2 separate regions of the Homo sapiens genome follow, and region 1 is linked to region 2. A link is an interaction called in ENCODE POLR2A ChIA-PET data of the cell type or tissue named here. Cell type or tissue: PC-9. All regions are shown on one strand. Links, peaks and the distances in the headings refer to the core of each region. The heading gives the core; the rest is flanking DNA.

Region 1 (7,975 bases), core at 1,412-6,411, 130 kb after region 2:
GGAGGTTGAGGCTGCAAGAACTGTGATTGTGCCACTGCACTCCAGTCTGGGTGACAGAGTGAAACACTGTCTCATTTTTTAAAAATGCAAAATGGAAAAACTAGAAAAAATAAATTATTGTGTATAAGACATTGTTAGGCAGTCAGGGGGAGGTAAAGAGGAATAAGATGATATGTTCCTAACCATGTGCATATTTTATCATGTATTCCAATTATTATATTTGTTGGTCCATGTTTTTTCACCCCTTCAGGCAGGGAACATGCCTTATTTGACTTTGTGTATAAGTTTTAAAACTATTTAAAAAAAAAACCTGTTTTTTTGTTTTTGTTTTTGTTTTTGTTTTGAGACAGGGTCTCACTCTGTTGCCCAGGCTGGAGTGCAGTGGTGCATCCACGGCTCACTGCAGCCTAGATCTTCAGGGCTCAAGCCATCCTCCCACCTCAGCCTCTTGAGTCGCTGGGACTACAGGTACATGCCCCCATGTCCAGCTAATTACAAATTTTCTTTTTTTTAATGACAGGGTCTTACCATCTTGCTTGGACTTGTCTCAAACTCCTGGCCTCAAGGGATCCTCCTGCCTTGGTCTCCCAAAGTTCGTTAGAGTCGTGAGCCACTGTGCCTGGCCAAAACTATTTGTTGAACTATGTTTTTGGCTAGCCCAGGTTGCAATAAAACTAAGTCACCTTGATTTCTAATACTCGAGATAGACCCTTGTGGACCATGAACATGAGTCCATGACTCTCAGCAGCTTCATCTGGCATCAAGCATCCCTAATACCATATTTCTGCTATATGTTTTAACAATGAGGTCTCCTGATTAGATCTTTAGTTTAGCTTACTTATTTTTTTCTTTTCCCCTTTGTTATAAGATTATACTTAAATGAATGAATGAATAGGCTCACAGTTAAATAAAAGAGATGTGTTAGATACACGGGAAAAAAAACTATAGCACAAATTAGGGAACAGCAGCAGCAAAAGTATTAAGGTAGAAAAATACAGGATATCATCAGTAAAAGGGCATAGCCCAGTTTGAGCAGAGTGGAATATGAGATGCTGGGGGATTAACATAACATAATGCAGGAAACATTTGTTCACTTGGGTACACAGTGGAGCTTAATAATGGTGTCACTGTCAATACTTGGCTGAGCTGTTGAGTTTCATTGGTATAGATAAAATCTTTGCTCTGTGGCCCCAGATAGCTTCCAGAACCTGCTAACTTTCTCTACAAGGTGCTTCAGAGCAAGTGCAAAAATGAGTTCCGTCTGTCACACCTACTCTATAAACAATATAAAGGTGTCTTAACTCACTGAGTGGCAAAAGCCTCTTCAGGTGCAAGGGTGTACAATTATATAGTACTATGTGAGGCTAAAATGCTGATGCTCAAGTCTGTTTAAATAAACCAACAATCTCTGTGGGTCTAATTTTCCAAAGTGGTGATTAGGGTTTTTTTGTTTGTTTGTTTTTTTGACAGGGTCTCACTCTGTCACCCAAGTTGGAATGCAGCAGCATGATCACAGCTCATTGCAGCCTTGACTTCCCAGTCTCAAGCAATCCTCCCATCTCAGCCTCTTGAGTAGCTGGGACCACAGGCACACACCACCATTTAGCCAGGCGTGGTGGTGTGTGCCTGTGGTCCCAGCTACAGTGTCTCTCTATATTGTCCAGCCTTGTCTCGAACTCCTGGGCTCAAGTAATCTTCTGTCTCAACATCCCAAAGTAATTTCCCAAAAAAGTGAGTATGTCTTTATTTCTAAGGTTGTTCTGAACAAAAGATATTTCATCTCTCTCCGGCCTTGCCAAAATAAGAGGGTTTGGATATTCTTAGACCAACAATAAGCATTATACCAACCCTATGTCTTGCTACTAAAGAGGGACCATGTTTAAATGGCATCATGTAGGATGAAGTTGAAATGTGAGTTAAAATGTGGAATGGCCAAGGTCATTCAGGCAAGTAACTTTTCCAGAAATCATTTTAAAAATTGATTTTTATATGTTTAACTGTTTGAGATATTTTATGTCTAGTACAGTCTGGGAGCGAAATTTCTACAAAAGCTGATTTCACTCCAGCATCTATTTCAAATCATTTATTTATTCAACAATTATTGGTTGAGTACTCACTACATGTCAGACCCTATTCTAAACCTCAGGGATAAGAAGTGAACAAAACCAAGTCCCTGCCCTCATGGAGCTTGCAATCTTGTGAGGGATACATAATAAATTTTTTGTTTGTTTGTTTTTGAGACAGAGTCTCGCTCTGTCGCCCAGGCTGGAGTGCAGTGGCGCGATCTCGGTTCGCTGCAAGCTCAGCCTCCTGGGTTCACGCCATTCTCCTGCCTCAGCCTCCCGAGTAGCTGGGACTACCGGCGCCCGCCACCACGCCCGGCTAATTTTTTTATATTTTTAGTAGAGATGGGGTTTCACCATGTTAGCCAGGATGGTCTCGATCTCTTGACCTCATGATCCGCCCACCTCGGCCTCCCAAAGTGCTGGGATTACAGGCGTGAGCCACCGTGCCCGGCCGGGTTACATAATAAATTAATCAATACATATATACTGTATCATCACATGCTGATCATTACTCATTGGAAAATTAAAGCAGGATAAAGAGATAGAGAGTGAATGGGAGGGGTTATTTTATACAAGGTAGTCAGGTACAGCCACTCTTAGGTGGTGATGTTTGAGTAGATACATTAATGTAGTGAGGGAATAAACCATATACAGTTTCCGGGGAAGATCTTTCCAGGACAAGGCGGCAGCGTATCTGAAGGTTCTGAGGTATGAATGAGTTTACCATATTCTAGAAACGGCAAGGAGAAGAGTAAGGCTAGAACAGGGTATACAAAGCAGTGGAACATGAGGTCAGAGAGGTGGAGGTGGATTGAATAAAAAACATGTAGGGCCATACTGGCTCACGATTAGGATTTTAGACTTAATTAGAAAAGTGATTAGACAAGAGAGTAATGTGGTCTGGTTTACAATTTAAAAGTCCTCTGCTTGCCCTTGCCACTGTGTATAGGTTAAAATTGGCCAATTCCTGATGACTATTTGACAGAGCCCCCTAAAAAGACCTCTTTCTTTTTACTTTGGGCAAAAAGAAATTTACCATAATTGCAGACCCTGGGGGAGCTCAGTAGTACTCCAGTTCTCTGCCTTTAGTGTTTCAGTTTTCATTTTCCCCTTTCCGGTGGACATGGTCCAAGGCCCCTCATCGGTGTCTGGCTGAAAGTAATCTACTCAGCTTTACAGACACATGCACATTCTGTAACTATTCAGCCATTTCTCCCTGTCCCTAAGCCTGTGGGTGGAATAGATATGTCACTACATTTCTGTTAACCTGGTAGTATTTCATTACTTGGGTTCTCTGAAATAATTATTGGCCCGATAGTGGGGCTCCTGTTGTCATGAGACTTGCTTTAGTGCCTTGCTCTGGCACTCCTGTTTCAAAGCATATTTGCAAATAGCTCCAGGAACTCCAGTAAAAGTCTCCTTTCCTTTTCCTCCAAAAGGATCAGTATATACCTCTAAACAACTTAGAACTTACAGTCCTCAAGTCACCACATTATTCTAGGAATAGCTTTCATTCTGTTTTTTTTTTTTTTTCTCTCCCAGGCAAAAACTGAGAAGTAAAGTTCTTTAGCAACCAAATGGCAGAACCAGATTTAGAATCCAGTAAAAACTATCTGTGAACTGTAGGAAACTATGTCATTATATGTTGTTTTGTTGCTAAAGATATACTAATTTGCCATTTAAAATTTCACCTTCTGCCAGGCGCGGTGGCTCACGCCTGTGATCCCAGCACTTTGGGAGGCTGAGGCGGGCGGATCATCTGAGGTCGGGAGTTCGAGACCAGCCTGACCAACATGGAGAAACCCCGTCTCTACTAAAAATACAAAAATTAGCCAGGCGTGGTGGTGCATTCCTGTAATACTAGCTACTTGGGAGGCTGAGGCAGGAGACTCACTTGAACCTGGGAGGTGGAGGTTGCAGTGAGCCGAGATTGCGCCATTGCTGGGCAACAAGAGCAAAACTCAGTCTCAAAAAAAAAAAAAAAAATCACCTTCCTCAGTACCCAGACTATAAACTTTACTGGCCTTTATTTAGATTCAGTTTTCAAAAAGAAGCTCCCCCCACCCCCATCAGTTTTATTTTAAAATATATTTTAAAACCTGCAACTTATTGGGAAAAATATGGAGATTGCTTTATTTTTGTTGTATGCATAATAAAACTAAATAACCAAGACTAACATTAGTTTGAACTTTACCTTGGAACATGTCCACGAAGAACAAAGGAAGGCAGACTAATCTTCTTTTTGACTTTCTCCACTCCAGCTTCTTATATCAAAGACCCTTGGACACAAGTAAGTTATAGCTTTTGAATTACTTATGGTAGCTTGGATCCATCCTGAAGGCTTTGCATACTTAGAATGGAGATTTTGCCCTGATTCCAGTCTTCTATCTGTTTTTCAAGTTATTTCAGCCATTATTTTACTTCATTCAGACTCCTTATCTTTCAAACCACATTATTTGGGAGGATGAGTTATGGGCTGAATCAGACTGATTGTCAATTTTGATTTGGGAGGAAGGTTTCTGAAACGCAACAGTGCTGTGGCTCATTGCTCAGTATTCCAAGAGATATCATTGCTATGATTCTCAAAGTTTTCAAATCTTTAGAAAGAATGTTGGACAGTTAATATGTTTCAGGCATATTACTTCAGAGCAAATCTCCTAAGAGATTGGTAGACCTCCTCCAAAGCTGACTTTGGCTATACTTGGGTTTGTTTAACTAAGATAATGAAATAAAGGCAGCTAACTGCAGATTAGCTTCCACATGCTTTTTTTTTTTTTAATGCAAAGTTTACAGTGACTCCAAATCAAAATTTGGCAAATTTTCTAATGCAGGGTGCCACACTGCTGACTTCTATTATTCTGGAAAAGGAATAAGCATGGGCAAGGTGCACAAAGAGGACTCTCACTCTGCTGAAGGAGGCAACCTACAGATAGTGTTAACATGGTTATGTTTTAAAATGAAAATATTTCATAGATAGGTTAAATATATTGTCTTTGATTTTAGGTAGCAAGTGGATTTTTAGGGGTTAGAGCAGGCGTTGGCACATTTTTTTTTTTAAAGGTCCAAACATTAAATATTTTAGTCTTTGTGGATTACACAGTCTGTCACAGCTTCTCAACTCTGCTGTTGTGGTGCAAAAGCATGCATAACACTACATAGCTGAATGGGCATGACTGTATTCAAATAAAACTTTATTTACAAAAGCACAGCAGGCTGAGTTTGGCTCATGCACCATAGTTTACTGACTTCTTGATTATAATACTTAGAGTAGAGGTTTCTTAACCGAATAATTTCAACACAGCCAAAGGACATAATGAAATTATTACTATTATTTTTGAGACAGGGTCTCACTCTGTCACCCAGGCTGGAGTGCAATGGTGCCATCTGGACTTACTGTAACCTTGAGCTCCTGGACTCAAGCTGGAACTACCAGCTACTCTGGAGGCTGAGGTGCCTCTGGAGTGTGAGGTATACCACCACACCCAGCTAATTTTTCTTTTGTAGAGATGGGGTCTCACTATGTTATCCAGGCTGGTCTGGAACTCCTGGCCTCAAGTGATCCTCCTGTCTCGGCCTCCCAAAGTGCTGGGCTTATAGGTGTGCCCAGCCCATCATGAAATTATTGGACAACTGAGAGAATGACTTGAGATGGGGTAGCTACTTTATAATCTTGCCATCAACCCTAGAGTCTTCACTTTACTGAAAGTCACCTCATCTGCTGCCTTTGGACTTGAGCTAATATTTTACTCCGGCTAAAAGAGGAGACACTGCTGATATTCATTTTTCATTGATCTTCTTCTCATAATTCCCTTAGAAATAGCAAGATCTGGCATTAGAATTCTAGAACATTAGAATTTCTAGAAGTCTTGCTTATAGCAAATTTCATAAGGCAGCTAGTGACTTTAAAAAGGATCTTTATAGGAGCCATTTGAAGTACAATAAGTAGGAGTTATTTCAATGTATCTCACTCCAGTTTCTAATTTTGCATATGGCCAAGTAACACTTTACGTCATTTTGCTGCTTAATTCCTTTTAGAACTTGTCTAAATAGTTTTGGGCATTTACTAAGACATGCACTTGTTTTTTTACCATATATCAGAGTAACCATGTATAACTATTATGCTTTTCCTTAAGGCTTACAGAGAGAATATCTTTCAATAAGCACTTTCACATATGTTTTCTCATTTAATATAATTTAATTATTTTTACAGATGAATCATAGAGAAGATAAAGTTACTTGCCCAAGGTCACCCAACTAGTTGAGTGCAGTCAGGCTTCAAAAACAGGTCTGTCTGACTGCAGAGACTTTGCTTTTTCCACTACATCACAATGCCTACAGGAAGCTACTTGCAGTTCTTGGCAAGCATTGTCCTTTTTTTTTTTCTTTTTACCTTAGTTGTTTTCAAGTAAATCGTAGAAGAAAGTGAATAGCATAGTATTTGATTCTTTTCCTATATTTCGGAAAGATGTGTTTTCAAAAGGGGATATGGTGAATGCTTTTGTTTAAAAAAACCATAGTTCTATAACTAGAATATTTCCAAATAAGGGTGGCTTCCAAAAATGATTTGCTTTCTTGGCAGTCTCCACACATTCTTTGTGAATGCAACTACATTTCCCATCTTCCTTGTTCAGCAAAGAGTCAGATGCTAATAAAATTTTTTGAAAGGTGTGGCTTGGTAATATTCTTTTCAAATTTGAAATAATCAGACTTCCTGGCATCATAATTTTAAACTGTGGTAGAGCTGGCTGATAAGTTAAACATCTGGAAATTGACTTTTGTTGGGGTGTAGTTCTGTGTAACCCTAAATGTGGATATGAATTAGGGTAGAAGCTAATGCCAAAATCTTAAGATAAAGCTATTCAAGTGTGTGCTTTTTATAAGTGTGAGATAAATTTCCTGTTATCAGAATGGCTTTTTTTTTCTTGGCCAGAGCAGAAAACATCATAGTGAATCATTGCATGATAAAAACTGGGGTTAGAAGAGCTCATCGAGCTCATCCTTAACATTGTTGCAGCATGTATGATTCTGAGGCTTCAATCATTGTTATGCAAAAATATAACTATTTCTCTAACATCTATATTTCAGAGTTTGAGCCCCAATGGTGGGCTCCTTAACATAGCAATGTCATGCATTTGAGTTCTTGTGTGATACCAAGGTGCTGGGGGATATGGGGTGAATCACAGTAATGAAGAGACAGGCATATAGTTGTTAATCAGAGGTGTAAATAGATAACTGCTGAGATGTCCAGTCTCCTGGTCCTTGGGTCCCTTCAAGTCAGAGGTCCTTGGCTGCTTTCCTAGTGCTCTTGGGGCTGAGGAATCTTTGCCAACTCTTCATACAGACTTGCCTGTCAAGAAGCACCTAACAGCCGTTGCTTTCTAGGATCTTGATGCTTCCCTGCTAGAACAGCCGATAAATGAAAGTTACTTGATTCTCTGCACTCCTCTCGCCCAGCTTGGAATAATCCATTTCTAGTTTGAGGAAAAGCCTTCTCCCTTTCTATATTTTAAACGTCCTCAGTGCTTGTGGAATTTCTTCCTTTGTGGGATTAGACCTCTTGAATCCCTGAACTTGCAAGACACTTACGGTTTTTGCTGTGTCACCTTTTATCTCTTTTCCCCAAGACAGTGAGAACAGAGCCAGCTACCTACTCAGATGGAAGGAAAGAAAAGGGCAGAATATATGAAGAAAAAAATAGTTAAAACCTTAAAATATTAGCTTATCACCTTATTCAGCAGAACCAGCTAACTGCTCATCTGTGGAGTTTTCTCAGTGCTTGATGAACTTTGATTTAGAGTACAGAAATCATAGTGCTATGGTGACTATCACAAAAATCAGTATAAGCCTATAAAACCCAGTCCTTAAAAACTCTAGAATGAGAAGTGGGTCCACGGTGCTGAAGAAAGGGC
Region 2 (7,975 bases), core at 1,259-6,258:
CATTATATTATTATTATTAGTTTTGAGGCAGAGTCTCACTCTGTCGCCCAGGCTGGAGTGCAATGGCATGATCTTGGCTCACTGCAACCTCCACCTCCTGGGTTCAAGTGATTCTCCTGCCGCAGCCTCCTGGGTAGCTGGGATTACAGGCGCCCACCACCATGCCTGGCTAGTTTTTGTATTTTTACTAGAGATGGGGTTTCACCAGGTTGATCAGGCTGGTCTCGAACTCCTGATCTCAGGTGACCCACCCGCCTCGGCCTCCCAAAGTGCTGGGATTACAGGAGTGAGCCACCGCACCCAGCCTTATTTTATATTATTATTATTTTCTTGAGACAGAGTCTTGCTCTGTCACCCAGGCTTGAGTGCAGTGGCTCTATCTCAGCTCACTGCAACCTCCGACTCCTGGGTTCAAGCGATTCTCCCGCCTCAGCTTTCACAGTTGCTAGCATTACAAGCATGCGCCACCACATCTGGCTAGTTTTTATTCTTTTAGGAGAGACGGGGTTTCACCATGTGGGCCAGACTTGTCTCGAACTACTGACCTCAAGTGATCTGCCCACCTAGGCCTCCCAAAATGTTGGGATTACAGGCATGAGCCACTGTGCCCAGCCTTGTATTATTTTAAAGGAGATGCGTCATAGGGTCATAGTTGCTAACCCGTTCCTCCCCTTCCCCATATTCCTATAGCCCTTTTCAGCTTTCAGCGTGATGACATCTATTTCTTTCTCTATCTCCTCCACGAGCCTGTGAGCTCCTTAAAAGCACGGTTGGTATCTTATTTGACTTTGTATCTTGGCTCACCACAAGCACCTACCGAATGTTTGTTCAATAAATAAACTTCGATGGAGGTGAGTAGGGAAAGTGCGCAGACCTATACATCATGCAGGCTATATAGTCCTCTCACGTGGTTTTAAAAACACATACTCTATTGGAGAAAGCTGTGAACAAAATAGTCAAGTTCAATAACGTCTTCACATTCTTCACATACAATTGGCCTGTTATCATGCTTTAACTACCCTTGTTTAATACTTCAAGATACTAAAAAACTCTTCAAGATGTTTGTGACCTGTCCTTTGAATTTAGCTGAAAATCAAACAGAAATAAACCTTTTCAGAAGCAGTTTTTACTTTCAACCATTTTGGCATTCAAGCAGCACATTTCACCTTTACAGTCATACACATCATGCATACATCATGTTTTGACAGGCCTGCAATTTATAGATAAAAGTTGACATTTAGAAGTAAATATAAGGAGTTCAAGACCAGCCTGGCCAGTATGGTGAAACCCCATCTCTACTAAAAACACAAAAATTAGCCGGGCGTGGTGGTGGGTGCCTGTAATCCCAGCTACTCGGGAGGCTGAGGCAGGAGAGCTGCTTGAACCCGGGAGGTGGAGGTTGCATGAGCCAAGATCGTGCCACTGCACTCCAGCCTGGGCAACAGAGTGAGACTCCATCTCAAAAAAAAAAAAAAAAAAAAGAAAGAAAATAAATATAAATTGCCCCAAACTAAAGGTCTACTAACATTTTTTATTGTCAATATTTTCAATATATACAAGAGAAAATAGCACAAAAAACACCCATAAACCCATCACAGATTCTACATTTATCCAGATTTCCCCACATTTGCTTGGTTCATCTATTCTCTCTTCCTGTCCTTTCTTCTCCCTCCCTCCTTCCCTGTCTCTCTTCCATGAATTATTTTAAAGCAAATCTCAGAAATCCTGTGATTTCACCCCTACATAGCTATTAAGAAATGAGTTCATTTTTCTGGAAATACTTCTATTCTGTGCTATAATTGATCATTAGCTAGATTCTAACTGATCTTTTGTTTTGTTTTGTTTTCAGTACCAATATCTATGAGTCACTTAAACCCCAAAGGGTGCCCAATCCTGTGTCATTTCCTGGAGGAATATCAAATACCTCCATTTTAGGTAAAAGTTTCCTTTCCTCTTTTTATACTTAATAAACAAAGATAAGATCTGAAAGCAATGGCTATTTAAAAATAAATTAATACGTAGCTTTTTCCAATAATAGAAATATTCAATTCAATTTGGTCAGATTAAAGACATCATTTAAACGTTTCTCAGGCAAGAATTTTGCAGCTATTTAATGCAAGTCTCAATTATAGTCTAAAAGCCCTTTTTCCTAGGATGAAGAATACTATTTCAAACCCAAAGACACAACAAAAAGACACCTCTCCTTCCCCTAGCTTCAGAAAGCTAAGGTACATTAACTAACTTCTTAGATTGAAATAGCCCACTTTGCTTTTAAAAGGTCTAATGTCTTCCATGCCTAAGTAAACTTTTACATCTACCCCCAAAATCTGAATAATTTATGGGAAAATAAATCTGCTGCTAATGAAATTAATTAATTTTCATACCTAAGAAGTATTTCCACCAGTTTCCTTTCTTATGAAAATTAACATATGTTTGAGTGAAGCCAAGGGCAACTTTCAGGGATATGTGTGTGTGGGGTGTGTGTGTGTGTGTGTGTGTGAGAGAGAGAGAGAGAGAGAGAGAGGGAGGGAGAGAGAGAGAGAGAGGCTAGGCAAGATCAGACTAGTTACCATGCTTCACTTCAATTCAAAATAAAAATGCCATAAAATATTGTGACCTACAACTCAAATCACTATATACACGAAGCAGAAAGCTATCGGCAAGTCACTGAAAATGCCTCTTGCAGTGTTATATACCTTGCTTATATGTTAGCAAATACAGCACTTGTTAATTGAAAAAACTGGTTTGTTTTGTTTCATGCTTCACTTTTTACTTCATATGCGCATATTAAGTACAACCAGTCCGAGAGGTGACTCAACTCAGAGTGAGGATTGACTGTATAACTAGCTATACTTCCCTTTGCCAGAAATATGGGGAAATTAAACTTATATGACAACCATGTGATGGAAAATCCTAATGTATGTGAGCACCAGAAATCACTATTGCTGCCAAGTACCAATAACGCCATCAAAATTTAATCACCAGTGATGTTTATTATTTTGTAAATTATAAACACTAAGACAACTGTTTGATTTAACTCACGTAGGAAGAGTATAATATCAATCTAATCGTGACATGTTCTGTCATGACAGCCACCTCAACCTCCATTTTACAGAATTTTGAAAAACCATGTAACTGGGATCAAAAGCATTTGAAATCCCACCCCCACCACAAATATAGACAATAATTTCTATTATTTAGTGTTTTAGATACTTAACTTGATAAATACGGCTGTATAATTAGGATTTCAAAACCCATTTTTAAAAAGTATAAACTCCCTAAACATTCTCTAAATAAAGAAAAATACAGAATACACACAGAACAGGTTAGAATCTAAACTTCAAAATTTTCTCTTAACAAAAATTTTATTCTACTTGAATAAATAATATTTTTAAAGTGACTCCAAATGTTTACCCAAATAAATAACAGGAATTTCAAGCTTTTTGACGTAAATTCCTGCTTAATCATTTAGTATTTAAATTTAGATTTAGTAATCTCAAAGTTAGAGCCTGTCAAAATAATATTAAAATAGTTACCCGCTGAGAGCAAACTTGTTTCTTTCCTTTCTCGCAGCACTGATAGACAGAACCTTCTCCCACGCCCAGAAGAGCAATCTGGAAACCCAACATTCTTCTTACAATTGCAACTTTAGAGAGCAAGTCACAACACTTCCTGCTAGAAAAAGAGAACACCCTGACAAAAGAATGATACAATACTTACGAATCCCCTTCCTGTCAGCCTGGCGGTATTTTGCAGAGAATTTAATAAATTCTAATTTAAATGCAGCATTTACAGAGAAAAGTTTTCTTTTTTCTTCTTCCTTTTTTTTTTTTCCCCAAAATCATATAAGGACTCAGGGGAATTTAAAGTTAGTTCAGGTCAAATAGCTACAACCCATATACCTATTTAGAGTTTGAACAGTAGCCAAGTAACCTGCTTATTTTAGAACACATGGAACAGCTTCTCCCCAGTGCCCAAGTCACTCGTCCATAGTCAAGAACATTACTTGCGAAGGCAAATTAACTCTCAAGCCACTCACTAACAGTCTCTATTATTCATGCTGATCCATACACAACATTTACACCCCATATGCTAAGGTGTTGTAGCATTTATTTCAAGTATATACATTTTGATTTATGTCAAAAATGTAAGCTCTTCTGTGTAGGAACTATATTTTCTGCTGGCATAGCACACAGGAACTAAGCCAACACTTGCTGAACCGAAATATCTCAGTTAGAAATAATTTTCTAACTGAGAGCTGTAGTAAAGAGGTCTGGAGCCAGATTGGGTTCAAATTCTGGCTCCACACTTTATTAACTGTGCAAATTGCTTAAAACTCTTCTGCCTCTATTTTCTCATCCCGGGATGAAGATAAGAGCAACTCCATCATATCGCAGTTCACTATTTTATACATGGTTGTAAGGCTTAAATGATTTAATATGTGTCATAAATTTAGATCATAGTCTGGCGCATGGTAAGTACTAGATACGTGATAACTGCTCTCATTATTGAAATTTGCCTTTAACTGGTCTAGCAATCTAATCAGTGAATTCCTAAATCAAGCAAGTGGTTAGTTGTGAGTGCCTTTTATGAGAGAGAACAATCAGTTGGAGCACTGGGCTAGGCTGAAGAGGCCGTTTCTGTGCTGACATAGGGCAAGTTCATAATTTGAAGGAAATGCAGCACAATGAAAGCATCAGGGTCTTAGGAGTCTGACAGACCTGTAAGTCTGTGTGACCCTGAACAAATTACTTAGCTTCTCTGAGCCCTGGGTTCATATCTATAACAATGGAGCTATTCCACATATTTCACAAGGTCCACGGGATGACCCAATGGGAAGATATAAATATGTAAGAGTGTCTGGGTCCAGCAAGGTACTCAGTAAGTGGCAGATATTATTTTCTTGTGTCTGGGATAAAGCATGCATAATGCCATCTGCTGCTGTAATCTACCTCATGAGAATGAAAGAAAGTGAGACAATAGATACTCTAGTCCTTCATAAATAATACACAACAAAGTATTTTATGATAGCATACCGAACTCTCAGCATAAGGAGGTGACTCACAGTGTGGGCACCTGTGAAAAGGAGCCCTCACCGGATAGTCCCCATTATGAGGCAGTGTTCTCCTGTCCTCGTCACTAACCACCATCAGCAGACACTGGGTTACATTTTGTCTCCTTCATGGAAGTGCTTTAATTTATTTCACCAATCACAAAACCTTCGTGAAATATCAAAAGGCAACACAATGCAGAAGAGAAGGAATACAATGGCAGGAGTCATAGGACATGTTTTTCCGTCTGTCTTTGTTGCTGACTCACTATGTGAATGAAATGAAGCTTCTTCAACTTTTCTGAGTACCAAATTCTCCATTTCTAAAACAAGCATAGAACTATCTGCCTGTGGCCTGTCAGGGAATAGTAGGTAACTACCAAGCATTTTGAGCTAATTTGAAGAGTATGTGTTATCATGCATTTTTCAGACAGAGAAAACCAGGGCATAGGAAACTGCCTCAGGTAAGAAGACAGTATCAGTTTAGACCAGAAATGTTGGTTTTTCCCCAGCCTTACCTTTTCTTCAGCCACACCTGTTGCCTCAAACCACTGAGACGGGTCTGTCCCAAATGCTACGTAACCACCCTTTTCAGATATGTAGCAGTATCATTGAGGAAATTAATGTTTTAAATATGTAATTCTTCATTTTAGAAGACAGCTTTCTCTCGTTTCAAGTTTTACAGGTCGTTATAACAGTACTACTTAAAAACTGTTTTTCTGACTTTTCCTTTCCTGGTCATCTGGAATATACATGCTCTCCAGCTTTCCAAACTCCAAGGCTAATCTTCGATCAGCATGATCTGTCAACACCGAGTTACTAATTCTAAAGTCACTTCACCTTAATACAATAGCATATATTTCTACTGCAAAGCATTGTAGTTAAAGTTCTAGGAATAGACATGCCCTTCAAAAGGGCACATCTTCTACTTAGTAAATGCTAGGTAGGACATAAAGACAGTTTTGGTTTGTTTTTTTTTTGAGACGGAGTCTCGCTCTGTCACCCAGGCTGGAGTGTAGTGGCGGGATCGTGGCTCACTGCAAGCTCCACCTCCCGGGTTCATGCCATTCTCCTGCCTCAGCCTCCTGAGTAGCTGGGACTACAAGCACCCGCCACCACGCCCGGCTAATTTTTTTGTATTTTTAGTAGAGACGGGATTTCACCGTGTTAACCAGGATGGTCTCGATCTCCTGACCTTGGGATCTGCCCGCCTCAGCCTCCCAAAGTGCTGGGATTACAAGGCGCGAGCCACCGCGCCCGGCCAGTTTTTTGTTTCTTTTATTTATTATTATTATTTTTGAGACGGAGTCTCGCTCTGTCGCCCAGGTTGGAGTGCAGTGGTTCGATCTCAGCTCACTGCAACCTCCGCCTCCCGGGTTCCAGCTATTCTCTGGCCTCAGCCTCCCGAGTAGCTGGGATTACAGGCACCTGCCACCATGCCCGGCTAATTTTTGTATTTTTAGTAGAGACGGGTTTTCACCATGTTGGCCAGGCTGGTCTAGAACTCCTGACCTCAGGTGATCCACCCACCTTGGCCTCCCAAAGTGCTGGGATTACAGGTGTGAGCAACTGTGCCCGGGCTAAAAGACAGTTCTACCACATCAGTAATTTAACCAGTTTTAGCATGTAAACTAAACTTCTATCTCACTCACCATCCGAGGTGTGTGTGGGTGTGTGCGTGACGGGGGCGGTGGGGAGCGTGTCTGTGTATGTGCATGTGTGTGAACAGGATCTCGGTTTTTACTATGGGTAATGAACACTGGTTTGGGAATGCAAGACGGTGGCAAGGGTTCTGCAATAAATTCTACATTTTCATCAGCAGGCCACAGAATGAAAACAGCTTTTAAATTGCATCCCAAATTCATCAAAATGAATGCTAAGGAAAGCCGACGGAAACCAAATTCTCACTGTCACTCTCTCTAGATGTTACAAACAGAAACCATACAGTTAAGAGTTCAGGCCGGGCTGGGCGCGGTGGCTCAGGCCTGTAATCCCAGCACTTTGCGAGGCTGAGGTGGGCGGATCACCTGAGGTCAGGAGTTCCAGACAAGCCTGGCCAACGTGGTGAAACCCCGTCTCTACCAAAAATTCAAAAAAGCCAGATTGGTGTTGTGCCCTTGTAGTCCCAGCTACTTGGGAGGCTGAGGCAGGAGAACAGCTTGAACCCCAGAAGTGGAGGTTGCAGTGAGCAGAGATTGCACCACTGCACTCCAGCCTGGGCCACAGAGACTCCATCTCAAAATACAAACACAAAGTTAAGAGTTCACACACATGCACTTGTGGACACACTCCCACCCCAGGGTGGAAAAAAGAGGTACAACCCGAAAAGTTATGGGAGTTTCACATAAGTATCAGTGGAATATGTAGTTGTAACACAAAAGCTAGGCATAGTATTTTTAAAGTCTCTTACAACTTTCATCCAGACGTCATGCTCTCCACCACACCCAGTACTAGGTATACTTTCCATGTGTGACACGTACATTGGAGGCCTCTCCCACTGTGCTTAATGACACACCTCAACAACACTCATCTATTTTCCTTTCATGAAACAGTTTTTTTTCCATCTTCATGACTTATAAAAACAAAGCGAACAAACAAACATAGTGAGTGAAGCATAGAAGCAAAGGGATCTAACATATAAAACAGGCAACAAGTTTACATTCAAGAAACTACTACTGTAATTTTGGGACTATATTGGAAAGTTTAGGAAATTCATACCAGGCACAGCATTAGGTATATAAACTTGTTGCATGGATGTGTCAATTTTAATAATCAAGTCATATATGTAATCATTTTTTTCATATTTGGGGAAAAATAAGTCAGAATATATCTTAATTTCAATATTCTGGCCAGGCGTGGTGGCTGGTGCTTGTAATCCCAGCACCTTGGGAGGCAGAGGTGGGTGGATCACTTTAGCCCGGGAGT

The links. ChIA-PET counts read pairs that join two places held together with the same protein. Peaks named below come from ENCODE experiments on the same cell type or tissue, not always from the same donor. Only the 100,000 strongest peaks of a DNase experiment are listed, where the experiment ranks them.
Region 1: POLR2A ChIA-PET joins it to region 2 with 7 read pairs; 4 of 35 experiments call an interaction of 5 or more read pairs at or near these places.

Annotation. Positions count from the first base shown.
Region 1 is chrX:115,459,146-115,467,120 of GRCh38, reverse strand. It overlaps LOC124905206 (a long non-coding RNA gene), which reads left to right and starts at 1,471. Exons shown (of 2, transcript XR_007068305.1): 1 at 1,471-1,731. In PC-9, for the core only: no CTCF peak of the experiment used is centred there; a DNase peak (open chromatin) is centred at 6,380.
Region 2 is chrX:115,589,194-115,597,168 of GRCh38, reverse strand. All of the region lies in intron 1 of PLS3 (plastin 3), which reads right to left. Among named protein-coding and RNA genes, the nearest start is that of PLS3-AS1, 30 kb to the right of the region's middle. In PC-9, for the core only: no CTCF peak of the experiment used is centred there; DNase peaks (open chromatin) are centred at 2,788, 3,628 and 5,048; H3K4me3 peaks cover 1,952 bases; H3K27ac peaks cover 4,296 bases.